2 separate regions of the Homo sapiens genome follow, and region 2 is linked to region 1. The links are chromatin loops, found by intact Hi-C in ENCODE. Cell type or tissue: PC-3. All regions are shown on one strand. Each heading gives the region's core, and the rest is flanking DNA. Links, peaks and the distances in the headings are about the cores only.

The links. Hi-C counts contacts between places; a loop is a spot of excess contacts. Peaks named below come from ENCODE experiments on the same cell type or tissue, not always from the same donor. Only the 100,000 strongest peaks of a DNase experiment are listed, where the experiment ranks them.
Region 2: it touches region 1 in a loop (2.7-fold over the local background); 2 of 110 quality-filtered maps call a loop at or near these places.

Annotation. Positions count from the first base shown.
Region 1 is chr17:55,350,746-55,366,072 of GRCh38, reverse strand. No RefSeq gene overlaps it. Among named protein-coding and RNA genes, the nearest start is that of MMD, 63 kb to the left of the region's middle. In PC-3, for the core only: CTCF peaks have their summits at 8,942 and 9,152 (motif pointing right); a DNase peak (open chromatin) is centred at 9,152.
Region 2 is chr17:55,447,993-55,463,319 of GRCh38, reverse strand. It overlaps SMIM36 (small integral membrane protein 36), which reads left to right. Exons shown (of 5, transcript NM_001395421.2): 5 at 13,022-13,464. Among named protein-coding and RNA genes, the nearest start is that of MMD, 34 kb to the right of the region's middle. RefSeq lists an enhancer at 4,153-4,262. In PC-3, for the core only: no CTCF peak of the experiment used is centred there; DNase peaks (open chromatin) are centred at 4,049, 8,209, 10,359 and 10,659; H3K4me3 peaks cover 364 bases; H3K27ac peaks cover 4,185 bases.

The DNA of each region.
Region 1 (15,327 bases), core at 4,931-12,930:
CTGACATCTCTCCTAGTCCTCCTGTACTTTTCTTTCCAGAGAATTCACCCTTCCCCAGATCCTGGTGTGCTAATGAAATAGACATTTTGTTTGTTTGTTTCTGCGAGGCACAAAAGGAGGCCCAAATGTATTTATTAATGGTTTGTTTTCAAGGTGGGCTGAACAGAATCGAAGCCACAAATTCCACCAACGAGGGCCCAAGACGTATAAAAGAACAAAGGAAACCATTAAAAATGCCAAAAATAAAATCAGAGGCCCATGAGAGTCTCTGTAGCTATTTTATTAAGGAGTTGAAGGAGATTATTTTATATACATATAAATGTATCTCGTTAACAAATGTTATATTATTTACCAAATGACCAGGTATGCTGTGCTGTTTTTGAAAAAAGCTTATCTAACTAAGCCTGTTCCATACCTCCTTCCTAACCTCTACCACTCGGCCACGGAGAACCTACCAAGTGATCAGCAAACTCACCTTTATCTGTAAACACTTCTCTAAATATTACCTATACCTCCAGGCCTTAGTTGAAATCCAAGCTAATTGTGTGCCCTCTGTTATGGTCTGAATGTTTGTTTTCCCCCCGAATTCATATGTTGATATCCTAACCCCCAAGGAAAGATAGTTGTTTTTGTTTTTGCTTTTGTTCTTTTGAGATGTAGTCTCGCTCTATCACCCAGGCTGGAGTGCACTGATGCAGTCTTGCTCACTGCAACCTCCCCTTCCCAGGTTCAAGTGATTCTCCTGCCTCAGCCTCCCGAGTAGGTGGGAATACAGGTGCACACCACTGTGTCCAGCCAATTTTTGTATTTTTAGTAGAGACCAGGTTTCACCATATTGGCCAGGCTGGTCTCAAACTCCTGACTTCATGATCTACCCTCGTAGGCCTCCCAAAGTGTTGGGATTACAGGAGTGAGCCGCCACACCTGGCTGGAAAGATAGTATTAAGAGCTGGAGCCTTTGGAAGGTGATTAGATCATGAGAGCAGAGCCTTCATGCATGGGATGAGGATACTTACAACAGAGGCCTGAGGAGCTTGTCTGTCCTTTCTACCACCTGAGGACCCAGCAAGACAGTGCCATCTATGAGGAATGGGCCTCTACAGACACTGAATCTGTTGGCATCTTGATCTTGGATTTCCCAGCCTCTAGAATTATGAGAAATAAATGTCTGCTGTTTATAAGCCACTCAGTTCATGGTGTTGTGTTACAGCAGCCTGAATGGACTAAGGCATCCTCTTACTCTCCTACAGCTTAGGGTCAGATGGTAGGACAGGGGTTCTCCTTGTTTGTCATTGTTACATCCAGACAATTATTTCTCCATCCTCTTATTAAAGCAAAACGAAAACGAAAACACACAACAACAGTAAACGTAGCTCCTTTGAAGCTCGTGATGTTATACCTTATCTTCCTCTCCCCTTCCTCATCTGATTTCTTTTCCTCATTCGCTGAAGTATTAAGGACCTGGTTCAGGGTCTTTATCTCTTGCAACCCATGCCATTAATCTTCAAAACTTTTGCAAGCAGGCATGCAGCTTGTTCCAAACCTTCTGCATCCACTCATCGGCCATCTCAATTCCACATCAGCCCACAAACTCATGACCCCGCCCTGAATATTGTTGTATCAACATATCTTCACCCCTTCCAAAATCATGATTTTACAGATCCATATTTTAGAGCACATTTTCCTACATTGCCAGTACTTCTTCAGCCTCATGGAGGCCTCCAATCAATTAATCTACTTATTTTTTTCCTTTGTCCTTCTGCCCTCTCTTGACATCACTTATGTCTTTATGACTTGTATGTCATGATTTGTCTGTATCATCACCCTTTGCCACCACCTTTATTTTTATTTATTTATTTATTTTGAGATGGAGTCTTGCTCTGTCACCCAGGCTGGAGTGCAGTGGTGTGATCTCGGCTCACTGCAACCTCCGCCTCCCAGGTTCAAGCGATTTTCCTTCCTCAGCCTCCCAAGTAGCTGGAACTAGAGGCATGTGCCACAACCTCTGGCTAATTTTTGTATTTTTAGTAGGGACGAGATTTCACCGTGTTGGCCAGGCTGGTCTCAAACTCCTGACCTTAAGTGATCTGCTTGCCTTGGCCTCCCAAAGTACTGGAATTTCAGGTGTGAGCCACTGCACCCTGCCACCACCTTTAACTATTTTGCCTTTCTCTCCTTTCATCACATTTACCTTACACACAGAACAGTTTCTGTACCAGTACCTCTGGGAATGGCTATAGAAAAACCACACAATGGAGCAAATTACCATCACTTTAAATGAAAGATAACTCACTTCAAACGTATATAGCACGATGCCTAGGATTTCTACTGTAACTCTCTAGTAAACTTGATCTCTATGATGGTTAATTTTATGTATCAACTTGACTGGGTTAAGAGCCACCCAGATACCTGGTAAAACATTACTTCTGGGTATATCTGTGAGGGTGTTTCTGGAAGAGAATAGCATTGGATCAGTAGTCTGAGTAAAGAAGATCTGCCCTCACTAATGTGGTCAGGGACCATTCAATCCCTTGATGGCCCAAACAGAACAAAAAGGCACAGGAAGGCCAAATTCTCTCTCCTTGAGCTGGGACATTCATCTTCTCCTGCTCTTGGACATCAGAACTCCTGGTTCCTGGGCCATTGCACTCTGGGACTTACACTAGCACTATCTTTCTCTCCAGGTTTTACCCCTGGCTCTCTGGAGTCTTATTCTTAGAGCCTGTGTTGATAGTCGTGTGTGTGTGTGTGTGTGTGTGTGTGTATGCATATGTGCATGTACACAAATCTACTCTCTGGCCTTCTCCACCCTGCTCTGTGCCTCTGTGCCCTGGCAGGGCTGACCCATATGCATCTGTGAGCTCATTTGCCTTTTGTGTTCCTGTTGGGCCCAGCCAATGGGATGCTCCTGCAGGAAATCAAAGGGCAAGAGGAGAATGAGGATGTCATATGTATGTCCCAGCTTTAGCCCAGCTGGATTGCTGTGGGTTGACTATGTCCCTCTATCAAAAGGCTGCCACTCCCACTGGGAGCCTTCTATGTTCAGCTCTCCTCTCAGGGTTCTGGAACTGCTCCTTCCTCTGTCTTCTTCAGCTCTGGGGAAAGTAAAGCTCCAACTGTTGTTAACCCTGGCAGAACTGCACTGTCTTTTTCTGTTTCCCTAAGCCTTGCCCACACCTTTGTAAATAGTCTCTTTATAAAATTCTGTTCAAACAACTTAGTTTGAATGTGCCATCAGATTCCTGCTGGGATCCTATAGCTTCTCCTGTACCTGAACTATAAATATTTAAATTCCTTGGGCTTTGGTCTTAGACCCTTTTCTTTCTATATTCTTCCTAGTTTGCTTCATTCACTTCTATTGTTGTATTCTGACACTCTAATAAACTATATCCCTGGCTGAGAACTCTCCTTTGATTTTGAGACTTGTATAGCCAGCTGCCTATTTGGAAGTCCTGTGGACAGCAGCCATACTAAAAGAGCATGCTCCATTACCTAGTGTAAGTATTACTGTCTGCCTAGCATCTGCCTATTACTATTGCCATTTCTGAGAGTCCATTGTTACAGCAGGACTCCAGCTATTCCACTCCAGGTCCTTCCCCTTACCCCCAATCTTTTGTATTGTCTCTTCTAAATTGGCCTCTACCCAAACGCAGTAGGGATAGTTTATTCAAAGTACAAGGTATTTTCAATTAAAAGAGGACTTTGTTCTGAAAGCTTATCAGGAGTTTAGAATTCTTCATGCTTTCCCCCACAGAACTTATGCTATAGCTTATGCCTTGATTTTTTGTTTACCTCACAAAGATTGCTGAAGGCGTATTGTACTTGTAAGCTTCTCAAGGGTGATGATTGTATCTAATTTATCTTTAAAAATAGCTTTATTGAGATAAGATTCAAATATCATGCAATTTGTCCACTAAAAGTAAATAACTCAATGTTTTTTAGTATATTCACAGTATACCATCATCACAATCTAATTTTAGAATATTTTCATTCCCTCCTGCAAAACAAATCCCATACCCATTAGCAGTCATTTTCTCATCCTACCACACCCCATTTCTAGGCAACCACGAATCTACTCTCTGTCTCTATAGGTTTGCCTATTTTGGACATTTCATATAAGTAGATTCATACAATATATGGTCTTTTGTGACTGGTGTCTCCCACTTAGCATAATATTTTTAAGGTTTATCATGTTGTAGTATATATTAGTACTTTATTGCTTTTTATTGCCAAATACTATTCTGTTGTATGGATATATGACTTTTGTTTATTCATTCACTCATTGATGGATGTTTAGCTTGTTTCCACTTTTTGGCTATAAGGAATAATGCTGCTATGAACATTATGTATTTTGTATAGAAATAAGTTTTCATTTCTCTTGGGTATATAGTTAGGAGTGGAATTTTCAGGTCATGTAGTAACACTATGCTTAACTTTTTGAATAACTGTCAAATAATTTTCCAAAACAGTTGTACCATTTTACATCCTTGATTAATAGATTTTTATTTCAGCACACTATATCTTCTTCCTGCTTTCTGGGCTCCACTGTTTCTGATGAGAAGCTCGTTTACATCTTACTGGATTTCTTTTGTATGTGATGAGGTGTTCTTCTTACTGTTTTCAAGATTATTTGTCTCTCAGCATTTAACTAGGAAGTGTTTGAGTGTGGGTCTTTTTGTGTTTATCTTATTTGGCATTTGTTGAGCTTCTTGAATGGATAGATCAATATTTTTCATCAATGTTGGGAAATTTTTAGCCATAATTTCTGTAATATTTTTGTCCCTTTCTCTCTCTCCTCTCCTTTTGGTGCTCTCATTACATGTATGTTGGTGTATTTCATGGCATTCCACATGTCTCTGAGGCTCTGTTTGTTTTTCTTAATTCTTTTTCCTCTCTCTTTATCAGATTGCATAATCTCTATCACTCTATCTTCAAGTTTGCCAATTCTTTCTTCTGACAGTTCAAGTCTGCTATTGAACCCTCTAGTGAATTATTCATTTTCACTACTGTACTTTTTAACTCCAGAATTTCCTTTCAGCTGTGTGTATGTGTGTGTGTGTGTGTGTGTGTGTAATTTCTCTTTACTGATCTTCTGTATTTGATGAGATATTTTTACCACATGAGAGCTCTTCAAAAAATTCATAGAAAATGCATACTATAAAAAACTATGCATGAATTTCAAACTTTTTTGCACCAAAATAAACTCACACTAACTTGTTATAACATGTCTGAACACGATCTAGTTTGAGACAATAGGAAGGATAAGACATCAGTTGGAAAAGAGTCCCATCAGAGAAATACAAATTCTGCTAAACTGAAGCTAGAACAAACATCAAATTTATGGTGAATCTTGGGTGGAAGAATGGTGAAATCACTGATGCTTTACAAAAAGTTTATGGAGACAATGCCCCAAAGAAATCAGTGGTTTACAAATAAATAAATACAGAAATCAGCAGTTTACAAATGGATAATTCTTTTTAAGAAGGGATAAGACTATGTTGAAGATGAAGCCTGCAGCAGCAGCCCATGAACATCAATTTGTAAAGAAAAAAATTAATATTGTTCATGCCCTAATTAAAGAGGACTGATAATTAACAGCAGGAACAATAGCCAACACCAACACCATAAATACCTCAATTAGTTTATCTTAAAAACTTCTGACTGCAAATTTTAAATTAAGCAAATTTTCTACTTTATGGGTGCCAGAACCATTTCACCCAGGTTAGCTGCAGACAAGAGCAGAGCTTTCAATGGAAATTTTAAATAAGTGGGATCAAGATCCTAAAGCATTTCTTCGAAGAACTGTAAAAGGAGATAAAACATGGCTTTACCAGTATGATCTTGAAGTCAAAGCAGAATTAAAGCAATGGCTACCAAGAGGTGGAAGTGGCAGTCAAAGAAAACATGGGGGTTGGGCGCAGAGCCTCAATCCTGCAATCCCAGCACTTTGGGAGCCCGAGGTGGGCAGATCACCTGAGGTCAGGAGTTCGAGGCCAGCCTGGCCAATGTGGCAAAATCCTGTTTCTACTAAAAATGTAAAAATTAGCCAGGTATGGTGTTGAGCACCTGTAACCCCAGCTACTTGGGAGGTTGAGGCAGGAGAACTGCTTGAATCCGGGAGGCGGAGGTTGCAGTGAGCCAAGATTGCACCACTGCACTCCAGCCTGAGCATCAGAGCAAGACTCCAGCTCAAAAAAAAAAAAAAAAAAGAAAAAAAAGAGAAGAGAAAAGAAAAAGAAAATGTGGGCTAGTTAAGAGCAAAGATAATGGCAAAAGTGTTTTGGGATGCTCAAAGCATTTTGCTTCTTGGCTTTCTGTAAGATCAAAGAACAATAACATCTACCTATTATGAGAGTGTTTTGAGAAAGTTAGCCAAAGCTTTGGCAGAAAAATGCCTAGGAAAGCTTCATCATAGAGTCCTCCTCTGCCACAAAGCTCCTGCTTATTCCTCTCAACAAACAAGTGAAATTTTGTAAGTTTAAATGGGAAATCTTTAAGCATACGCCCTCCAGTTCTGATTTGGCTACTTCTGACTTCTTTTCCCCACCTAATTTTAAACAATCTTTAAAGGACACCCATTTTTATTCAGTTAATAATATAAAAAAGACTGCACTGACATGGTTAAATTCCCAGGACCCTCAGTTCTTTAGGGATGGACTAAACTGCTGGTATCATCACTTACAAAATTGTTTTGACCTTGATGGAATTTATGTTGGGAAATAAAATTTATATTTCTTATTTTTACTGTTTGTTGCTTCCACTTTCCATGAACTTTTTGAAGTCTTCTCATACCTTTATTTTTATGCATGTTTTCTTAGAACTTATTTATAATAACTACTTTGAAGTCTTTGTCTGCTAAGTTCAACATCTGGGCCTTCTCTAAGGCTGTTTCTGTTGCCTGCTTTTATGGGTCATATTTCCCTGTTTCTTTTAATGTCTCACAACTTTTTACTGAAAACTGGACATTTTAGATCACATATCATAGCAATTCTGAATGCTGATTCTCTGGGGCTTGTTGTTTCCTTCGTCATTTGTTTAATAGCTAAGCTTAAGTAGTTCTTCAAAGTCTATTGCAGTGTGCAGCTTCTAATGTCCCTGCTTAGATTTTTTTCCCTTATTCTTATCTTTTTTTTTTTTTTTTTCCTGACAGAGTCTCACTCTTTCTCGCCCAGGCTGGAGTGCAATGGCACGATCTTGGCTCATTGCAACTTCTGCTTCCCATGTTCAAGTGATTCTTCCAGCTCAGCCTCCCGAGTAGCTGGGATTACAGCCACTCGCCATCATGCCCAGCTAATTTTTGTGCTTTTGTAGAGATGGTGTTTCACCATGTTGGCCAGGCTGGTCTCGAACTCCTGACTTCAGGGGATCTGCCGCCCCCGCCCTGCCACTTCGCCTCCCAAAGTGCTGGGATTACAGGCATGAGCCACCAAACCTGGCCCCCTTATTTTTATCTTTTAGCCTGGCTAGATAGGGGTTTTCTCTAGGTCAGCATAAGCCATTTACTAGTCAAAGGTTATGCCTCAGTGTCCTTAGTCTGTTAGGTTTTTTTACCCTTTACTGTCGGAAATGATATGTGTGATGTGGAGGCTCTTATCACAGTTCAGGGAGCTTACTACTTTTCTCCCGTGTTCACCTAGGAACTAGCAGCCTGGTGGTTCTCTCTCTGATTGCTTCTTGGAGGATGCAGCCTTGGGTATGCACATAGTCTTCCAGACTTTCAGGGATGACTATGATTTTATTTTTAAGCTTGGCTGTCTTGGAGTCACTCCTGCGCCAGAATAACATATTGTTCAGTCAGTTGTTAATCAGAAGTTGTGCTTATGCCCTTTTTACCAATAAAATTTCCACCCTATGTTGATGGGCCTGTGGGTGACTTGAGAAATGCTATGAAATCTGCCCCACATCCTGCTCTGATTTTTCCCAAGTGAGTGCAGCCTAGCACAGCCTTTCTGATTGGACTTGACTGTATGCATAGAAGGGCTCTTCTTGGCTGTCTCTTTCCGTGGTCTCCCTATTAAACTTCTGAATACTCTGCTATTTTGTTTGTATACGCACATACCAGCTGCCTCTTCATTGCTCTCCCAACAAGATTACCATTATTTTTAAGAATGCTCTTACGTATGGAGTTCACCCTTTGTTCCAAATAAAGTCAGTCTCCTCAGGCAGAGCTATGGTGTTTTGCTCTTTGTGGCCTGCCTTTCCCACTAGGTAGAGCACCTGTGCCACTGCACTGAAGCTGGAACAGAGATCCTCTTTCCCCAGAGTGACATCCCTGCTCCATGACTAGGTACTGGGGTTGGGGAGTGTGGAGACCCCTTATCTTCTCATCTTACCTCTCCCAGCATGTAACCTCTCACTTGCAAGTGAACTGAGGTGTAGGAAATCAGTCCTCCAGTATTCTTGACTTGCTGTGCCTACAGCAGAGCTTCCACCTTATAACTGGGGGTTGGATGACACTTCTTGGCATACTCATGTGGAACAGAACTTCTGCAGACTGGGGCTTAGTGGAGTGAGAAATACTAGCATCCTGTCTTTTTTAGGGTGAAACCATAGCCTCAAACTAGGATGTAGAGAGAGATGGAGCCCTGTCTTGGCTGCTCATATACTGGGTAGAGTTTCCATAATAAGGAAGAAGATTAATGGGCAAATCGCAGCTCAAATGCCACAGACTCTTGCTATTATGATTGAAATTTTAAAGATTTTCTTGAATTAATGTTTCTTATTTGCTGTATGGCCCTTACAACACTTTCCAGACACTTTAAATGATGGATATTTTAAATAATTTTCTCTAATTCGATTGTTGTTTTGCTGGGGAAAGAGTCCACCAAACTTGTTATTCCATTCTCCCAGAAGTCCCACCTCTTAATTCCTCTTTATATATTCACCATAATATCTCTTTGCACCTAATATAGAAGTGAAAAGCACAAGCTCCAGTGTAACCAGCCTGAATTCAAGTCTCTAGTCTGCCACTTGTTAGCTGTGTTACTTAGCACATGTTATTAAACTAATAGTAGCTACCTCAGGGGATTGTGGTGAGAGTAAATGAGCTAATCCATTGAAAATGCCTAGCATGGTATTTGTCTCAGAGTTAGGCATCCCCTAAAGGATGGCTGTCATGTTCATCTTGGTAACCCTGCATGATGACAGATTGCCACAAGGGGGCACCAAGAACCATGTATAATGATGAAGGACTAGAGGGATTCAGTTAGGTCGCTCTAGCAGTTACATTTGTAGGCTCACGTTTACATTTGTAAGCCAGCCAGAGGTAGGTATTTTCCCAGAAAACAAAAGAAAGAGGTTGAAGGCATGTTATAAACATTGCCATACCATTTCCTACAGAAGATGGAAATTCAGGATCCTTCCTAAACATCACCAAGCCATTTCCCCAACTTGGAAGCTTAGCTAAGCAAAAGGAACTATGCTGTGAAAGGGGGAGTGTCTCTTGATTTGCAAGGTACTTTCCTGTGTACAAGGCACTGTTCCATGAGTTGAGGGGATTCAAAGGCTCCCTTAAGGAGCAATCAACTGTAGTAAGTTGGCATTTACTTATTGAGTGTCTGCCATGTGCTAAGGATTCTCAATAGCTTAAGGCATCATTATGCCATTCCTTTTGTTTTTATTGAAGAGTTCCCCAGAGGCTTGGCTGAGGATTTAGCCCATGTCCAGAGGATGATAAAAAGTCAACAGACAATCTGGAGCAGGGAGAGGACAACTTAATGAAGAATGAATTTAGCATGATTGATTGATTGATTTTTATTTTATTTTATTTTTTTTTGAGACAAGGTCTCACTCTGTCACCCAGGCTGGAGTGCAGTCCTGCGATCTCAGCTCACAGCAACCTGTCTCCCAGGTTCGATAAATTCTTCTGCCTCAGCCACCTGAATAGCTGGCATTACAGGAACACACCACCACACCTGGCTAATTTTTACATTTTTAGTAGAGACGGGGTTTTGCCACGTTGACTAAGCTGGTCTCGAACTCCTGACCTCAAGTGATCCACCTGCCTCGGCCTCCCAAAGTGCTAGGATTACAGGTATGAGCCACTGCGGCCAGCCAGAATGAATTTAGCTCGATTTATTTAGAGTGGAGTGCAGGAAAGAAGAGCGTCAAAGGCCAGGGATGCCCATGGCAATGTTGAAACAGATTGATGTGAAGTCAAACACTATTAAAGCAGAAATTCCTAATATAATTAAATTTTAAGAGAAATCACAATAGTTAACAGAAATAAAAATGAAGCTGTTGTTCTGGCTGAAACAAGAGTAGCAAGCCTGGGTCTCCATCTACTAAGCTGCTTTCTCACCTTCTAACAGTCCAGAAAATGGTAGTTTTTGAAAACGGAATAGAATGTTGGAAGAATCTTGGGTGCATCTCTGTGTAATACAGTTTGAAACCCACTCTAATGGTTCAAACAGTAAGGTGAATGGATGAAGACCCAGGATAAAGGATGGTTGTGAGGATGGAGAAAATGAGGCAGAAGGATGATCCAACGCCTTCACCCCAGCTGCCTCAGGGCACGCTCGGCTCAGTCACAGCTGCATCCTTTTCACTTTGCATCCTTCTTTGCAGTATTTCTCCTGTTTTTCTTCTCATTCTGTCCATTGCTTCATGCTAGTCTAGGATCAGGGTCTGAGCCCAATTTGTGGCATTAATCGTGTTTCTTGTCTTTAGTTATAATTCATATTTGCCTCTCCCCTCCTGGAAATAACCCAGTCTTCTCATGGACCTGGGAAGCCACTGTGTTGTTAGGATTTTTTAGCTTTTGTGAAAATGAGAAAAAGAAAGAATGAAGAGCATCTAGCAACTGATTATATATATCAGTTTGAAATACATATATGTATGTTTATACACACCTGCACGCGTGTGCACACACACACACACACACACACACACATTACTTGCCTGGGATTAAATAGCTAACTAGGAAGTGGCAGAGCCAGGGCTTAAACTGACATCTGTCTGACTCCAAAGCTCTTATGCTTGGTATTTATGGATTCTAAGCTTCTTTGCCTGTTTTCCAGACCATCCATATTTGAGGCCCCTCTAACAATCCTATCCTATTTCACATTTCTAGTCAATAGACATCTACCAACTTGAATGCAGTTAGGAAGCCTTTTGTACACAGCATTATTGTACATTCTCAGGTCAATATCTTAGTTTGAGGATTACACTTTATTCCATTAAATTCAGCAAATATTTATTGGGTGATTACTGTCTATCAGGTACTGAATAATAGAAAAAAATACAGAGAGAGATTAACTGATTTCAAAGCACTTTCATACTTTATCTCATTGAATCTGCATAGAAACTTCATAAAGTAGTTATGGCAGGTAAAATTATCCCAATATTCCAGATAAGCAAACTAAGGTTCAGACAGTTTGACTGTCTAATGTCACACAAATCTTACCAATTCACCAAGGTCCAGCTAAGAATCTCCTGCACTAAGTCTTCTTTCAAGAAGTTATGGCAGTGATGTGGCTCTATAGTTAGCAGCTTCCTGATTTGGTTTCTGGCAGTAACATCAGCAGCTCTCCTAAGCAGAGTGATCTTAGGGGCTGGGAGCTGTTCTTAGAAACTTAACTAGGAACCTGATCCTTGGACCTTCCCAACCATTAGTAATTCATTTAATACCTGGGAATAATTTCTTAGTTTTTAAAACCGTCTGCAGTGGTTTCTAAGGTCTATAATTGGACCCTAAATGGTAAAATTACTAGCTAAAAATAATGAAGAAAAAAAGAAATAAAAATAACCATTATCAAGGTCATTCTTCCCTCATTCAGAAAAAAAAGAACTGCAGGAGAGGAAAGATAGCTGTGTAGTTAAATACCATTTCTGCTCAGTGACTTGCAGAAAAGTGTTGACTTTGTATCCTGTAATCTACCCTCCTCATCCAGTTTCTATCTAGGGTATCTCTGATAGAGAACCTTTTGCACAATCCCAAGAGCAGGCACCTCTTTCATTTATAGGCAATCACATATTAAGCCAAAATGTGTCTCCCTGTCACTTGTACCCACGGGTACTACCTATCTCCATCTTTGAGAGCTAGATAAAATTGCACTTCTTTTTATAGAAGCCCTTTCAAAAATATTTTTGACCCCTATCAGACCAGCTAAAGTTTTTCTTTCCAACCGGGTATGGTGGCTCACATCTGTAACCTGAGCACTTTGGGTGTGCATGATATATCTTTTTCTATCTTTTTACTTTCAATTTGTTTATGTCTTTGAATCTGCAGTTTGCCTCTTGCAGACAGCATGTAGTTGGATCCTGTGATTTTTAGTTTTTTTAAATTCATTCTGCCAATCTCTGCCTTTTGATTGGAGTGTTTAATCTACTTATATTTAATATAATTACTGATAAGGTAGAATTTACTTAGGCCATTTTGCTATTTGTTTTCTATACAGCCTATCTTTTTTATTTTTCTGTTCTTCAATTGTTGCCTTGTTTTGTGTTACACAGATATTTTCTAGTGTACCATTTATATTTCCCATGTCATGTCTTATACTATATATATTTTTAGTTATTTTCTTAGTGGCTGCTCTGGAGATTACATTCAACACTTTAATTTTTAACAATCTAATTTGGATTAATCCCAATTTAATTTCAATAGTATACAAAAAACTGTGTCTACAGATCTCCATTTTCTCCCCCCTCCTTTGTGCTATTACTGTTATAATTATACATTATAAATCCATCAACACAGTTTTATAGTCATTGTTTTATAGAGATGTCTTATAAATCACATAGAAAAAGAAAAGAATTACAAACAAAAGTACATTCATACTACATTTTATATTTATCTATGTAGTTACTTTTACTCATGTTCCTTATTTTTTCTTCATGAGTATTTGAGCAAGTCTTCTTTCCTGTCAGCCTGAAGGACTCTTGGTAGTATTTCTTACAGGGCAGGTCTGCTGGTAATACATTCTTTTTTTTTTTTTTTTTTTGAAAAACCTGTCAATGTGTGGTTTTCTCGTTTATTTTTGAAGGATAGTGTTTTTGGTGAATACAGAATTCATTTTTTTTTTTTTTTTTTAAGAGACAGGATTTCACGTCATTGCCAAGGCTGGAGTGCAGCATCATGATCATAGCTCCTTGTAAACTTGAATCACTTCCTGGGCTGAAGTGATTCTCCTGCCCCAGTTTCCCAAGTAGCTTAGGACTATGGGCATGCATCACCACCCCTGGCTAATTAAAAAAAGAAGAATAGACATAGGGCCTCACTATGTTTTCCAGGCTAGTCTTGAGCTCCTGGCCTCAAACAATCCTCTTGAGGCCTCTTTTTCTTTCTGTACTCTGAATAAGGCCTCCATGGTTCCTGATGAGAAATCAGTTGTTAATATTATTGAAGATCACTTGTACATAATGAGTTGCTTCTCTTTTGCTGCTTTCAAGATTCTCCGTCTTTGGCATTTGACAGTTTGATTTTAATGTGTCTAGGTGTAGCTCTCTTACATTTATCCTACTTAGAGTTTATTGAGCTTCCTAGATGTGCAGATAAATGTTTTTCATCAAATCTGGGAAGTTTTTGGCCATTATTTCCTCAGATATTCTTTCTTCCCCCTTTTTCTCTTGTTTCTTCTGGAACTATCATTATGTGTATGTTGGTGAGCTTGATGGTGTCTCACAGGTCTCTGAAGCTTTGTTTTTCTCAATTCTTTTACTTTCTGTTCTCAGACTGGATAATTGCAAGCAGCCCATCTTCAAATTCATTGATTCGTTCTTTCCGCTCACTCAAGTCTGCCATTGAATTTCTCATTTCAGCTATTGTACTTTTCAACTCTAGAGCCTCTATTTTATTACCTTCTTATAAATTCTATAGCTTTATTAATATTCTACATTTGGTGAAGCATGTTCTCATTTAAAATAATACTTTGATTTTATTTATATTTATTTATTTATTTGAGACAGGATCTCACTCTGTTACCCAGGCTGGTGTGCAGTGGTGAGATCATAACTCATTGCAGTGTTGACCTCCTAGGCTCAAATGACCCTTCCATCTCAGCCTCAACCAGTAGCTGGGACCACAGGTGTGCACCATCACGCCTGGCTAATTTTTGTTTTTGTTTTTTTAGAGACACGGTCTTGCTATGTTGCCCAGGCTGGTCTCAAACTGCTGAGCTCAAGTGATCCTCCTGCCTTGGCCTCCCAAAGTGCTGGGATTACAGGCACTAGCCACCATGACTGGCCTTTATTTTATTCTTTACACCTGGTTTTCTTTAGGTCTGTAAGCATATTGATAGTAGTTGATTTAAATCCTTTGTCTAGTAAATCTAACATCTGGGTTTCCTCAGAGAAAGTTTCCATTAAGTACCTTTTTCTCTGTATATGGGCCATGCTGTCCTTTCCTTCCATGTCTCATAATTTTTTATTGAAGACTGGATATTTTAAATGATATAATGTGGCAACCCTGGAAATCAGATTCCTTTCTTCTCCAGAGCTTGTTATTGTTGCTGTTTGTTTTTGTTGTTGTATTGTTTGCTTATATCGTGACTTTTATAAATTAACTCTGTGAAGTCTCCACTTAGTTAGTTTAGTGGCTAGTAATGATTGGACACAAATTTCCCTAAGTGCCTGGCATTAATAAGTTTCTTAGCTTTTGCCAAAGGGCTCTCTCTATGTGTTGCAATGTGTATTCAGTGCTCTGGCAGGCAGTCTATAATGCTGTCTTAGCCTTCACTTCCTATTTCTGCAAAGCCTCAAGGTCCACCAAAGGCAAGAGATTAGGGCCTTCTCAGATCTTTCCTGGGCATAAACCTGAACATGTGTATGGCCTTCTAGATTCCCAGAAATACCCTGGAACTTTTAAAAGTCCTTTGTGGGCAGTTTATGTGTCAGGTTTTCCTTTAAAGACTTCTGTCAGCCTCTTGTTTTTCCCAAATGTTTTCTCTGCTTCAGGCAGATGTAATGTTTAACAATTACCGGTGATTGTTGATTTCAACAAACGTTCCAGGCCATTTACATTGAGCCAGCTCTGAGTCTGGTTACATAAAGACAAGCTCTGAGAGTAGAGGTTTCCAGGGAGTTACCAGACAGGTCAAATAGTGACAATTCTCTAAAGATGAGGCTTTTAGGGTGCTCCAAACATGTTCTGCTTTCTCTAGTGGCTGCTAGGATGCTGATTTTCACCACTACCATGGTTGTGAGGCTGCTGGTTTTCAAGGCTCTTGTGATGCTGAGGAGAGGGGGATGGGAGTAGGACAAGTTAAAATGCCACAGGGCTCTTTGTTCTTATTGAGATTCAATCATTTTCCCTGAATAATTACTCCTTGTATTGTTGCAAATCTTTGGTTAATTTCCAGAGTTCTGAGAAGTTGATTATAACAATTTTTG
Region 2 (15,327 bases), core at 3,705-11,704, 98 kb before region 1:
AGCCTCCCAAAGTGCTGGGATTACAGGTGTGAGCCACCGTGTCCGGCCTTATTATTAGTTATTGTTATTAGTCTCTTACTGTGCCTAATTTATAAATTAAGCTTTATCATAGACATTATGTATAGGAAAAATAATAGTATATATTGAGTTCAGAACTACATAAAGTTTAAGGTATCCACTGGAAGTCTTAGAACATACCCCTGAGGATAAGGGGTGGGGGGCAGTTATGTATTATTACATAGCCTGGAGGATCATGTGGAACTCCAATTAGAAAAGAAAAAATACCTTTTCCTTCTGACTCAGAGGCCAAATGTTCTTGGGTAAATGAAGATAAATCCCCAGCTTAGATATCAAATTTATCATCATGTGGGAAAGGCCTCTTTAACAGAGAGTTTTCCAGCTTTCTGGGGGTTGGGAGGAGTCTTCTATCATTCCTCAGACACAGTAATTGGCCTTCAAAGGACCTCTCCACATCTGAGGCTCATAACCCCAGAGGCCTGAGTATTCTGTCTCTGGGCCTGACCTATTTTAGATTGTGCATTCTAACCCACAGTAAATATTAAAGTGTTATGAATTGTTGAGCACCTAACAAGTGCTAGTCCCTTAAAAAACTAAAGTATGGCTTTAGTTCTTTATTTCAAATCCTCATGACAACGCTGCATGCCAGATTTTTAAAAATTTGTATGTATTTATTTATTTTTATTTATTTATTTAGAGACATAATCTCACTCTGTTGCCCAGGCTGGAGTGCAGTGGTTCTGTCATAGCTCACTGCAACTTCAAATTCCTAGGCTCAAATGATCCTCCCACTTCAGCCTCCTGAGTTACTAAGACTACAGGCACATGCCACCTGGCTAATTTTTTAAATTTTTGTAGGGATGAGGTCTTGCTACGTTGCTAAGGCTGGTCTTGAATTCCTGGCCTCAAATGATCCTCCTGCCTTGGCCTCCCAAAGTGCTGAGATTACAGGCATAAGCCACCATGCCCTGCACATGGCAGCTTTTATTAGCCCATTTTTCAGATGAGGAAATGAACAGCCAGAGGTTAATTAACTTAATGCTTATATTAACTTTATATACTTCTTATTAAGTATTAATAAGTATTAATTAACTTAATACTTATATTAACTTCATACTTTTAAGTATTAAGTGGGGAAGTCAATATTCAAACCCAAGTCTATCCATCTAAAACCAAGATTTAATCCAAGGCCATACACTTTCCACAACATCAAACTGCTTGCCCTAAAATCTGTCCAAAATTATTTCAAGCTAGACCTTTAACTATCTTCTTAACAAGTTACCCAGAAAAATATGAATTTGCCTATCACCATATCTACAATCTTTCCCATTTGTTACTCCAGATCAGTGGCTCAGTGGATCCCTAATGTAACCTACATTTGCAGCCTTCTTCCGTAAGAATTCTCTGCCCTGAATTGTTCTATTGACTAACCACATTACAGAATCAAAAACAGTATGATTTCAAGGAGACATTTAACTCATTCAATACCACCACTGGTGGGAGTCTGTACTTTCTGGTTTTTGGTTTTTGTTTTTGCTTTTTTGCCTCATTAAAGAAATGAAGATCATAAAAATGAATTATGTTTTTCTGGAAATTCATAGAAATGTGTTTGCTTTCTGTGTTTAAATATACAGTATAATTTATACATAAATAATTTACTTATGTTTTTTCTTTGTTTTTGTATTTGTTTTTGTTTTTTTGAGACAGGGTTTCACTCTGTTGTCCAGGCTGAAGTGCAGTGGCATGATCACAGCTCACTACAGCCTGGCACTCCTGGACTCAAGCAACTCTCCTGCTTCTCTATAATCAGTCCTCTTCCCCACCACAGTCCCTGGCAATCACTGATCTGATTTCTGTCCCTATAGTTTCACCTTTTCCAGAATGTCCTGTAAATGGGATTGTACAGTACATAGCCTGTTGAGTATGGCTTTTCCATTTAGTATTATGTGTTGAGATTTATCCATGTTGTTGCATGGATAATCATTTCTTTTTAGCAAGGATATTTTGAGAGTGTATAAGCAAGAGAAAAGACAGAAGGAAGAAAAATAGGACAATGCTTTGGGGGAGTAAGGTGATGTTGAGTCAAGAATCAGGTGTTTGGAAAATTGAACGCACTCAAAATATGGTGCAAATAATTATTGTAGATTTTTTCCCAAAGTCTAATGTACACAAATCTCTCCCTTCTACCTCTCCTGGGCTTTAGGTTAGAGTTAATTATACTTCTCAGTTCCCAATATCTTATTACCTTCAGTCTGTGCAAGGCCACACTCCTGCTTAATTTTATTATGTTTCTTAAGTTATTCTCTACACAAGTACAAATCTCCTTCTCCCAGATTTTCTCTTTAGCTCACTTGTTCACTATATGTGCTTAGGTACACATGGATTCTTAAATCCTACATAGTGCTAATTCATGTATTTATGGTTTTTTTTGTTTTTGTTTTTTTGAGACAGGGTCTCACTCTGTCACCCAGGCTGCAGTGCAGTGGCACAGTCTCGGCTCACTGGAAGCTCCGCCTCCTGGGTTCACGCCATTCTCCTGCCTCAGCCTCCCGAGTAGCTGGGACTACAGGCACCCACCACCATGCCCAGCTAATTTTTTTGTATTTTTTAGTAGAGATGGGTTTCACCGTTTTAGCCAGGATGGTCTCGATCTCCTGACCTCGTGATCTGCCCGCCTCGGCCTCCCAAAGTGCTGGGATTACAGGCGTGAGCCACTGCTCCCGGCCTATTTATATGTTTTAAATTTACGTAAATGGTATTTTATGCCATTACATAAATGGCATCAAGCTTGTGCTGTTTTGTTTTCACTTAGCATTATAGCTTTTTTGTTGTTGTTGTTCTTTTTTTTTGTTTTGTTTTTTGTTTTTTGTTTCCAGACAGAGTCTCACTCTTGTCGCCCAGGCTGGAATGCAGTGGCACAATCTAGGGTCACTGCATCCTCTGCTGCCCAGATTCAAGCGATTCTCCTGCCTCAGCCTCCCAAGTAGCTGGGATTACAGGCACCTGCCACCGCACCTGGCTAATTTTTGTAGTTTTAGTAGAGACAGGGTTTCACCATCTTGGCCAGGCTGGTCTTGAACTCCTGACCTTGTGATCCACCTGCCTCGGCCTCCCAAAGTGCTGGGGTTACAGGCGTGAGCCACCATGCCTGGCCAGCATTATGTTTTTAAGATCTATGGATGATGAGTTAACAACATATAGGACTTTGAAAACTGCAAAGACCTCTACAAATGTTACTACTACTAGTAGTGATAATAATACATAGTAACAATTTGTTCAATAAATATTTTTATGTTATTTATTTATTTGAGAAACAGGGTCTCACTCTGTTGCCCAGGCTGAGTGCAGTGGTGCTATCATAGCTTACTACAGCCACCAACCCCTAGGCACAATCCCCCTGCCTTAGCCTCCAAAGTCGCTGGGATTATAGGCACATGCCACCATGCCTAGCTTTTTATTTTATTTTTTGTAGAGACAGGGTCTTGCCATACTGCCAAAGCTGGTCTCGAATTTCTGGGCTCAAGCGCGCCTCCTGCCTTGGCCTCCCAAAGTGCTCCGATTACAGTTGTGACCATGCCCAGCCAAGAAATCATTTTTAGCATCTATTCTAGGCATGTTGCTAAACCTTTGGGGTAGAGAAATCATTTTAAAGGACATAGTTCCTTATGAAGGAAGACAGTAAACAAATAATTGCATAATCAACTATATAAATATGATAGCAGTAAGTCTAAAATTGTAAAGAACTGAACAGTATGAGGATTTCTAACAGTAGACCTACCCTCACCTTGAGATTCAGGGACAACTTCCCTGAGGCAAGGATAGTTATGCCAACTTTTGTCCCTTAAATTCAAATTCATAAAAGACCCATATATGCCACACATATTGGACATATACCAAATAGGTTTTGCCATATTTTCAGAAGGATAAATTTGAACAACAACAAAAAAAATCTAGGACCTAGCTGCAGAAAATTTGATCCAATGACTCTCTGGAGAGATGACTCAAGCCCAGGTCACCTAGAGATGACTTAGAACAACACAAAACATTCAAAACCGAATTAATCAATGGTGTGAGTCAACTTCTTATTCTGAAATGGGAATCCCCCTCTCAGGGCGTGTGATGGGGGTGGGGCTCGCATCTTCAGTGCCCCGCTGCTCAAACCTCTAGGGAAGCATACACACGGACAGGCTGTGGGGCTCCGACCCCATGGCAGTGTCTAGGGATGAATGTTAGTAGTGTATAGGGGTGAATGTTGACAGCTCCTGAGGCCCCAGTGGGCGTGTGTTACAGGGTGCTCTCAGTTTGCCATCTACAGACCACTTGAATTAACCAGCTCAATTAGACCCTCTTCCTTATCACAAGGACAGAGGGATTTCTGTACCCCGGGGTTTCTTGCCTTGGTGTACTGGAAGAAGCAAATCACACGTGGGCTTGGAGAATGAGTGTAAAATTTTATTGCGTGGAGGTAGCTCTCAGCGGACGGAGGATCCACAAGGGAGGTAGTCTTCCCCTGCAGTTGGGCCTCTCAGCAGCCCGGCTGTCCTCCCACTGCCCTGGCCAGACTGCCCTGGCCAGACTCCACTGCCTGCGGGCATGCTCTTCGGCCGCAGAGGAGGCATGCTCTTCTGCGAGCTCTTCTCAACGACCAGCTGCTTGTGTCTTCTTCAGCCGACGTGCTCCTTTTGATGTGTGGCTGCCCGCTAGGATGTGTGTGTGGTACGGGGCGGGGGGTGGGGGTGGAGAACGGTTATTATAGGTACAGGATGGGGCGTGGCAGGCCAGGGTGGTGTCGGGAAATGCAACAGTTGGGCAGGAAATGTCTGTCCTCACCTAGGTCCGTGGGGTGGATCCCTAACAAGGGACCACGCCCTCCTCTACCCTGCACTTCCCTTCCCCGGTTTCCTATTATTTAAAGAGACCAGGGTCTTCCCTTCCCAGCACTCCCATATTAATTCCACGCAAGTGGAAGTCACCAACAGCTACACCAGCATTGTCAGAAGGAATATTAATTAAACTGCTGTCGCTGCAGATTGTGACTGGGGGCCTGTTTGCTTGGATGTAGGAACAATTGGAGAAAGTGAGTAATAGAACATCCAGATAGCGGATCATGTCATTATTCTTGGTTTTACTGCTGAACTACACCAAATAATTGGTTCTAAAGAGAGAACAATAATCCAGGTTCACAATACAGAATTTATACCCCCAAACTAAGTAGTATATATTGCATTCATCTCCCTTTAATGTAAAGTAGGAAGGAGAAACAATAGAGAAAAGACACACTCTAAAAGCGGAGAGCACATACTCGCATGAAAATGTTCAGCTAGCAGGCAAATCCCAATTCTGTACCTCCACTAATCTCAAGAACAGGCATCATCCTTTGGATTAATGACATAGTCAAGTATTTTTCCCTTTAGTGAGATAGCCAGATAAAGATCTCTACAGATGTCAACATTTTTTTATTTTTTTAATTAACAAAAGGCCGGCGCGGTAGCTCAAGCCTTTAATCCCAGCACTTTGGGAGGCTGAGGTGGGGGGATTGCCTGAGGCCAGGAGTTCGAGACCAGCCTGGCCAATATAGTGAATCCCGTCTCTACTAAAAATACAAAAATTAGCTGGGCATGGTTGTGGGCGCCTGTAATCCCAGCTACTCGGGAGGCTGAAGCAGGAGAATGGCTTGAACCCGGGAGGCGGAGGTTGCAGTGAGCCAAGATCGCACCATTGCACTCCAGTCTGGACAACGAGAGCAAAATTCCGTCTCAAAAACAAAAAATAAAAATAAAAAAAATTTTTTTAAAGATCTCGAGAGCTGTCAATTTTATTTTATTCTATTCTTTTTTTTTTTTTTTTTTTGAGACGGAGTTTCACTCTTGTCACCCAAGCTGGAGTGCAATAGTGAGATCTCAGCTTACTGCAACCTCTGCCTCCTGGGTTCAAGCAATTATCCTGCCTCAGCCTCCTGAGTAGCTAGGACTACGGGTGCACACCACCATGCCCAGCTAATTTTTTTTGTATTTTTAGTAGGGATGGGGTTTCACCATATTGGCCAGGATGGTCTTGGTCTCCTGACCTCGTGATCCGCCCGTCTCAGCCTCCCGAAGTGCTGGGATCACAGGCATGAGCCACCACAACTGGCCCATTTATATATTTTCTAATAAGGCAGATTTATTTGAAAACTGCCTGGTTTATCCTTTTATCCTTTCCCAATCTACTCTTATGACCATGAATTAATCTCACAAAAATCTGTGTCCTCATGTTTGAGGAAAAACATTACATTATAACTGCTTACCCATTCGCAATCCTCTCACACAGGAAATCTGAAATCACTAACTGCTATGTAGGATTTATCAAAATGCTGGATGTTTAATGGTGCCTAAAAGACTAAAGGGCATGGCCTATTTTGAATGTACTTTGAAAGCCTCTCAATTTGCCTTTTTAATGTGTTGACATGAGTGGAGATTTAACACCAAGGGTGACCTGAAAGTAATGAAACTTATAATTAAGTCCCAAGAGAAAACCCACATAATTATTTTTTAGTATTCACCTTCCTGTTTGAATATGATTCACATTGAAAAATATTTATTGAACCTTCCTACTATATTCAAGAGAAACACAAACAAACACAGACTTAAACAGCCAAGTTCTTAATCTTGGGCCCTTAAACAGACTGTTTAACAATCACATTGTCCTTGAATGCCCATATCTCTAAATTAATTTGCGGAAAATTAGGGCTCAGGGCTTTCTTCAGATTCTCAAAGGCATCTGTGGCCTTAAGAAATTTAGGGATCACTGTCCTGGTTGTGCAATAAGTCATATGGAAGAATTGATGGATAGGTTTGTCTACTGTGGGAAAAAAGATGGAATGATAAATTGTTAAAGGTGAATTGGTACTTAAAAATCATCTAATCTGAATCAGACTTCTGTGCTTTACAGATGAGAAAACTGAGGCACAGCAGGGAAAGGTGACTTGCCCCTAGTACAGGAGACAATTAAGAATGGGCCGTAGCCCTCATTCTGGAACTATGGATGTGACTTGTATAGGGAAAATTAACTGCCATAAAACAATTACAGGAGAAGAAGCAAAAGAGTCCCTTTGCTTGGGAGGAACAAGAAAAGACCTGATGAGGGATATGGACTTTGAAACAGTTTCAAATGATCCTTTTTTTTTTTTTTTTTTTTTTTTTTTTTGAGACAGTTTTGCACTTGTTGCCCAGGCTGGAGTGCAATGGTGCGGTCTTGGCTCACTGCAACCTCCGCCTCCTGGGGTCAAGCTTTTCTCCCACCTCAGCCTCCCAGGTAGCTGGGATTACAGGTGCGTCCTACCACACTCAGCTAATTTTTGTATTTTTAGTAGAAACAGGGTTTCACCGTGTTGGCCAGGCTGGTCTCAAACTCTTGACCTCAAATGATCCATGTGCCTCGGCCTCCCAAAGTGCTGGGATTACAGGTGTGAGCCACCGCACCCAGCATGTTTTTTTTGTTTTTGTTTGTTTGTTTGTTTGTTTTTGTTTTTGAAACAGCTCTCCTTCTGTCACCCAGGCTGGAGTGCAGTGGCATGATCACAGCTCACTGCAGCCCGAACCTCCCGAATTCAAGCAATCCTCCCACTTCAGCCTTCCTGGAGTTGCTGAAACCACAGGCATGCTCCACCATGACTGGCTAATTTTTTTGATTTTTCGTAGAGACGAGGTCTCACTATGTTGCCCAAGCAGGTCCCAAACTCCTGGGCTCAACTGATCCTCCCACCTTGGCCTCCCAAGTTGCTGAGATTATAGGCATGAGCCACTGCACCCAGTCTCAAATGATATTAATAGATTTTAAGCGATTACGGAAGGCTAAGGTGACAGTGGATGGAATATGAGTGTCATCTAGGGAGAAAAAGCACAAAGCTAAGAATGTATGAATCCTGTTTGAACAACAGTGTGGGGAGGGGGGCAGCGTGGGGGTGGTGGGAGAGGAATAGAAGGAGATGAAATGAGGCCAGAGAGATAGGTGGCAATCCTGTTGCGAAAGGCATCGGAGACCAGATGAGGATTTACACTCTATACACAACACGGGTTAAAGAATCCACAAGCTACCATGTATTCCCTATCATATTTCCAAAGCCTTCTTTAAATGCTTGCACTTACTCAGCATTGGCAAACACTCATAAACACTGCTGGTGGGCTGTAAATCAGTACAACCTCTCCAGAGGGAAATTTGGAAATCAGTATCAAAATGCTTTGAAAAGGGCATAGCTTTTGACTGAGCAATGTCTCTTCCAGGAATTTATTCTAAGTAAACAATAATGAATGTGCACAGATAGTTCTCTCTAAGACTATCCATTGCAGTGTTTGTTCTAGTAATGAATAATGCAAAATTGCCTAATGCCCACACATAGGGAATACATTAAATTATGGTATCTCTTCACGATGAAAAAAAATATGGTCATTAAATCTCATGTTGTAGAACAGTAGTCACTGGCATGGGAAAATATTTATGATGCATCGTGAAGATTTTAAATTTGTTTTGATTATTTTACCTTCTGTATTATGTTTTCCTCAAATAAGAAGCCAGAGGTTTTAAACTTGCCTGTGCAAGTTTATCTTGCTTTATTTCACTAAAAATGTATTGTAAGCATAGAAAGCCCATAACACACTTTTTTAAAGCAAGTTTCACAGCAGTACGTATACTATCATCATTAATGTAAAAGGCGTGTAAATACATGTATATAGACTCAAAGGATACTCATTAAAATGTTAATGAGTGGTTATCCCCAGTTGTTAAATTAACATTAAAAATTTTTACTTTCTGTTGATCTATGTTTTCTAGGTCTTAAAAAATAACGTGTGATCCTTTTAAAAGCAAAACAATACAGGTATTCGTTTTGTGAGTTTTTTAACGGTAATCCCTGCAGCTTTTTTATTTTTTAGTGAGGAGGTAAATCCAGCCAGGATGATTGCTGACCTCAGCGGTTCTTTCTCTTTTGTAATGCACATCAAAATGCTACAGGACACTTTCCTTTCTCAGTTTTTCCTATCTTATTTTGAAAGCTTGTTTTGTCTGAGATAATTTATTTGGGGGCTTCATTTATCTCTTAACATTTCCTCCTTTTTAATAAACATCTTTCTAAACCCACTTTTTAAATATGAATATTCCAAAGACTCACACCAAACACCTACTTAAAACCAACTTCCTAGGAAAGTTACTTCTGGTTTTGTCAACAGTTCCATCGCTGCCCAGCTGACACTGGTGGTCAGCTGCTAATGACCCTTCCGCTGGAGAGAAGAGGAAGTGGGCTTGGCTCTAACTTGCCCTGATCCCCTTCCAGCCTGACATTTCTATGCACAGAGAACTAATGGAGTCAGACCAGACTGCAAATTCCCATGCTGCCATGCAGGTAGATATTTCCTAGAGAATCAGAGAGTTCTGCTACTAATCCTCAAAAGGGGAAAACACTAAGTTATTTCAGACATCACCCAATGAAGATCTATCCCACTGCCCTACTTAGTCTTGACCCAACTACTCTAAATATCTATTTTACTGTTAAAACCTGGGAATCTCCCATTAATAGTAGAACTAATAAATAAATTGTGGTGTATTCCTACCTGCAGGGGTGGGAGGGAACAGTAGGGGCTTCCAGGGGATCTGGTAATGTTCTGATTCTTGTTCTCAGTGCTAGTTATTAGCGTGTGTTCAACTTCTAAGAATCCACTCTATGTACACCAATGATATGTGCACTTTTGGCATATATGTTATACTTGAATAAAAAGTTTAAAAATACACTATTATTTTTAAAAACAACCTGGAAATCGTTACTGCCATTCCCAGAACAAAGATCCTGGTATATTTTATTTGGATCAGTGCTGAACTTGCCAAGAAACCTATGGGATGATTTATATGGTTTGCAGGCCTTTAAACGTGAAAGGAAGGCAGAAGAGTAGAAAACAGGAGTAACCTAAATGCTTCAAAACCTAACTGCATGGGTTCACTTTTTATTTATTTATTTATTTACTTACTTATTTATGTCACCCAGGCTGGGGTACAGCGGCTTGATCATAGCTCACTGCAGCCTCAAACTCCTGGGCTCAAGCCATCTTCCCGCCTCAGTCTTGCAAGTGGCTTGGGACTACAGGTGTTTACCACCAGGCCTGGCTAATTTAAAAATTTTGTTGTGTGTTGGGGATAGAGTGTCATTATGTTGTCCAGGCTGGCCTTGAACTCCTGGGCTCAAGTGATCTTTCTGCCTCAGCCTCCCTAAGTGCTGGGATTATGGGCATGAGCCAACCACACCCAGCCCGTGGTCTCACATTCTAAGGAACTGCCCAGGTGGTGTACTTCAGAGAAAAGGATGTGGTAAGAGTGTCCAAACACAGCCACCCATTCCTAGCCCTCCCTATGGAGACTTAGATCACTGAGCATCTTACTTCCCTCTCTATCAAAGTGTTGGGTTTTTAAAAAATTTATTTAGTGAGTGTTGACCTAATGGCTTTGTTGTCACTGGAATTATATGTCTAAGGAAAGACACAATTTACAGAGGAGGAGAGTACCCAAAATATACAGCAACGACTGACAGCATTATTTTTTCTATTAGAAAGCAAAGTCAAACATTTATAGGTCACTCTCAGGTCACCCAGAGACAGGATGTGAGCCAAGTGATGACAAAGCCCATTTTCTGGAACAGGATGGCCACTATGTGAGCAGAGCACGTGGAGGCAGCAGAGCTGGATCTTTCTGTGTGCTGTTCATGGCAAGCTCTTGATTTGTCCAGACTCACGGTCAAACTCCCCTTGAGAAGCTGAGAACTTGCTCCACTCTAAGTTACCTCCAGACAGAATTTGAAATCCATGGCCGAGGTCATAATCCCCCACCTCTCCAGCCCTATGAGTTTTCCTCCCCTATCACTATCACTACCCCAGCTCTGTTAGCAACTTCACTCTGCTGTTTATATACACGAAACTGTGTGTATACACACATACTGCTGCCTGGAGTCAACTGGATATTTTCAAATGAACTGGTGATTTAACTGGATTCAGCTGTTACCAGTTTCTACACCAAGAGTTCTCTAACTGTTCTGGGGAACATCTATATTCAGGAACATTTACACAAACTCCTGAACAATAGGATGTATGGCCAAATACACTTGGGCTTATTAAAACCATATGTGGGTCAAATATGCCAGGCTTATTAAAAGTGTTTCCTTTTTTTTTTTTTTTTTTTTTTGTAGAGATTGAGTCTTATGCTGTCACCCAGGCTGGAGTACAGTGGCCCAATCATAGCTTACTGCAGCCTCAAACTCCTGGGCTCAAGTGATCCTCCCTCCTCAGCCTCCCAAGTTGCTGAGGGCACCCACCACCTTGCCTGTCTAATTTTTAAAATCTTTTTATTTTTTGTGGCGACAAGGTCTCACTATGCTGCCCAGACTGGTCTCGAACTCCTGGCCTCAAGTGGTCCTCCTGCCTTGGCCTCCCAAAATGCTAGGATTACAGGCATCAGCCCCTGCATACAGTCTAAATTTAGTTTTCTTTAGAATTTTTCAGAGACTTTGATATGCATTGTTCAGGAGGAAAGAAAGAGTCTTAAATCTTTTGTGCAGGAAATATATAGTAAATTCCTTAGGTAGCCCAGTTTAGGAAAACTGGTAAATTCATTCATTCAACAGATATTTATTAAGTACCTACACTGTCAGGCACTGTGCCAGGTACAAAGAGGGTGTATCTTTCTCAAGAATTTTCATAGCATTTTTAATCTAGTGACAAGAGAAGACACTCAACAAATAAACAAGACTGTTTCAGCCTGTGATAAGAAACATATGGAGGAAACAGCCACTTCAAAGCCTCTGTGGGGAGCTATGTGAGCTGGAACTTGAAGATAAAACATAAGTCAGCCACAGGAAGAGCCATGGGGAAAGTATTCCAGGCAGACAAGAGCAAGTGCAAAGACACAAAGACAAGAAAGATCTTGGCCTGCTTCAAGGGCAACCCAAGGTCAGCCAGCTGGAGGTGCTGAAGGAGGGTGATGGATGGAGACACTGGTAGAAAATGAGGTTGGAGAAGGTGCGAGTATTGGATCATATAGGGTCCTGTTATGCCACCATCTGGAATTAGGGTCTTAGTCTATGGATGATAAGAAGCCATTAGGGGCTGGGCACAGTGGCTCACACCTGTAATCCCAGCACTTTGGGAGGCTGAGGAGAGCGGATTATGAGGTCAGGAGTTCGAGACCAGCCTGACCAACATGGTGAAACCCCATATCTACTAAAAATACAAAAATTAGCCAGGCGTGGTGGCGCATGCCTGTAATTCCAGCTACTCAAGAGGCTGAGGCAGGAGAATTGCTTGAACTCGGGAGGCGGAGGTTGCAGTGAGCCATGATCGTGCCACTGCACTTCAGCCTCGGTGACAGAGCGAGACTCCGTCTCAAAAAAAAAAGAAGCCACTATGGATCTTTAAGCAGAGAGTTGCTGGCAAAGGAGATGGAAAGAAGTGGGCAGATTAGAGATGTCTTCTTGGAGGTAAAGTTGGTGGACTCTCCAGTGTTACTGTGTAGACTCACGGGTGCCTAAACCTGTTGTCTACGCTCTGCCAGTATTGCCTTGTGCTTGTGAGCCTCTGTCTCCTAACTCAGCTGCAAGTTCCCTCTCTCTAGGCTGTAAGCAGAAAGCAAGGAGTACTATCTGGGTATTGCACCCGGGTTCCACGTCTGGGCTCACACTCAGCAACTGTGTAAATGTGGGCAAGTCGCTTCACTTCTCTGAGCCTCCACCATGTTCTCTGTGAAATGAAACCAAAGGAGACTAAGTGATCTACTTGCAACACTGTGAGATCCATGTTCTATGCTTCTGATGGCAGCAGAACTAGATAGAAAAGAATAAGGAATTTGCCCCACACCCCTTGAGAGAAAGCAACGAGGAAATGTAAAAGGTCAAAGATTAGATATGCTGTTAGTTTTCACTTGACTGCTGTAACAATTTAGCACACAATGAGTGTCTTAAAACAACAGAAATTTTTTTTCTTTCATATTCTAGAAGCCAGGAGTATGAAATCAAGGTGTCAGAGGGGCTGTACTCCCTCCGAAGGCTGCAGGAGAAAATCTATTGCTTGCCTCTTCTACCTTTTGGTGGTTCCAGGAGTTCCTTGGCTTGTGATCACATCACTGAAATCTTAACCTACCTGGTCATACTGCTGCCTCTTCTTCTCTCTCAAAACTTCTCCTGCCTCTCTTCATACTTGTGATTGCATTTAGGGTCCATCTGGGTACTCCAGGAAAAACTCCTACTGTCAAGATTTAACTTAATCATATCTTATGTCATATAAAGTCATGTTCAATATTTTACAACATAAAATAATAGTCACAGTTTCTGGAGATAAGGACATGGGCGTGTCTTTTGGGGGATCATCCTTCAATCCATTGCATCTATCTATCAGTGATCACCCCAACCCAAATAAACCCGCATAATATTTTCAGGTATCCATTTTTCCTTTTTCCAGGGTCCCTATTCCATGACTTTTGTTTCTTTCATTTCTCCTTCATAGTGCTCAATATTGGGCTTTGCACAGAGTAGACGGTTACTCAATGAGTGCTGCTCCCAAAAGAAACTTCCAGAAACCCTTTAGTAAGAGTATCCTGGGCCAGGCGCAGTGCCTCACTCCTGTAATCCCAGCATTTTGGGAGACCAAGGCGGGCAGGTCACTTGATGTCAGGAGTTCCAGGCCAGCCTAGCCAACATGGCGAAACCCCCTCTCTACTAAAGATACAAAAAAATGAGCTGGGCGTGGCAGCATGATTCTGTAGTCCCAGCTATTTGGGAGGCCGAAGCACGAGAATCACTTGAACTGGGGAGGTGGAGGTTGCAGTGAGCCTAGATTGCGCCACTGCACTCCAGCCTGGGCGTCAGAGCAAGACTCTGTCATAAAATAATAAAAATAATTTTAAAAAAGAGTATCCTATCCATTTCCCTTAAAACTCGAAGTTTGGAAAATCAGCTTTACACCAGTTGATCTGTAAGGCACAAAAGAACATACTTAGCTAGATGTAAAGTGATCAAGATTTTAGTCCCTACTCTAAACCAACTTGTTTATGACCCTGGATAGACAGGTCCCTCCAGCTGTCTAGACATTTGCTTTCTAAAGAGAGGGACTTACTACAGTTGGCTTCCCCAGAAGCCCTTATACCACTTACATTCCACAAGAATTCAAGAATAAATATGGTCTTTCTCAGGATCCTTTGAAATACATTATTTCCTTTAAGTTACAGAAGAAAAACACAACCTTTTGCCCTATCCTACTGCATATTGGCATGAAGTAGCTGCCCTAGAAGAAGAAAAGGATGAAGTGAGGTAAAACATCTTCATTTTCCAGTCCTGATGGCCCAGATCTGAACACTTGGGGCTTTTGCAATAAGGAGGGTCAAGTTTCAAAGATCGCTATCTCTGCAGTAAGCACTATTACCGTTTTGGAAAAAGTTAACAGATCCTTCAGCCAGCAAATATTCTTAGGCTTAGCAACATATAACTAACTGGATGTCTGTTTCTGTCTTCTACCCTCATCCTGCCCATCTCCCCCACCTCCCCCTCCCAACACCCGACCATATCCTCTGGAATACTTCCTCCCGTAAATAATTTGAAGAGCCAAGCATTAATTAGAGAAGTTATAACAGAGAAATCAAAAGAGGCACAGAAATAGGAAAAGAATTATCCGGTCCCTTTCATCACACTCCTTTACTTGGGCCTTAAAGGAAATATAAGAACTTTTGGCCAGGCGTGGTGGCTCAAGCCTGTAATCCCAGCACTTTGGGAGCCCGAGGCGGGTGGATCACGAGGTCAGGAGATCGAGACCATCCTGGCTAACACGGTGAAACCCTGTCTCTACTAAAAATACAAAAAAATTAGGCAGGCGTGGTGGCGGGCACCTGTAGTCCCAGCTACTTGGGAGGCTGAGGCAGGAGAATGGCGTGAACCCGGGAGGCGGAGCTTGCAGTGAGCCGAGATTGCCCCACTGCACTCCAGCCTGGGCAATAGAGCAAGACTCCATCTCAAAAATAAATAAAATAAATAAATAAATAAATAAATAAATAAATAACTTATGCCAGGGAGAAAAAAACATAGCATTAACTGAGCACCTACTATATACCAGGCCTTTTCCTGGTTATCTTACCCTCACAACAATCTGTGAAATAGATATTACATCCCCTTTAACAGATATGAACATAATAGCCAAAAGGTGGAAACAACTGAAATGTCCATTGATAGATGAACGGATAAAGAAAATGTGATATATATATATATATATAATGAAAGATTATTCAGTCTTAGAAAGGAATGAAATTCTGATA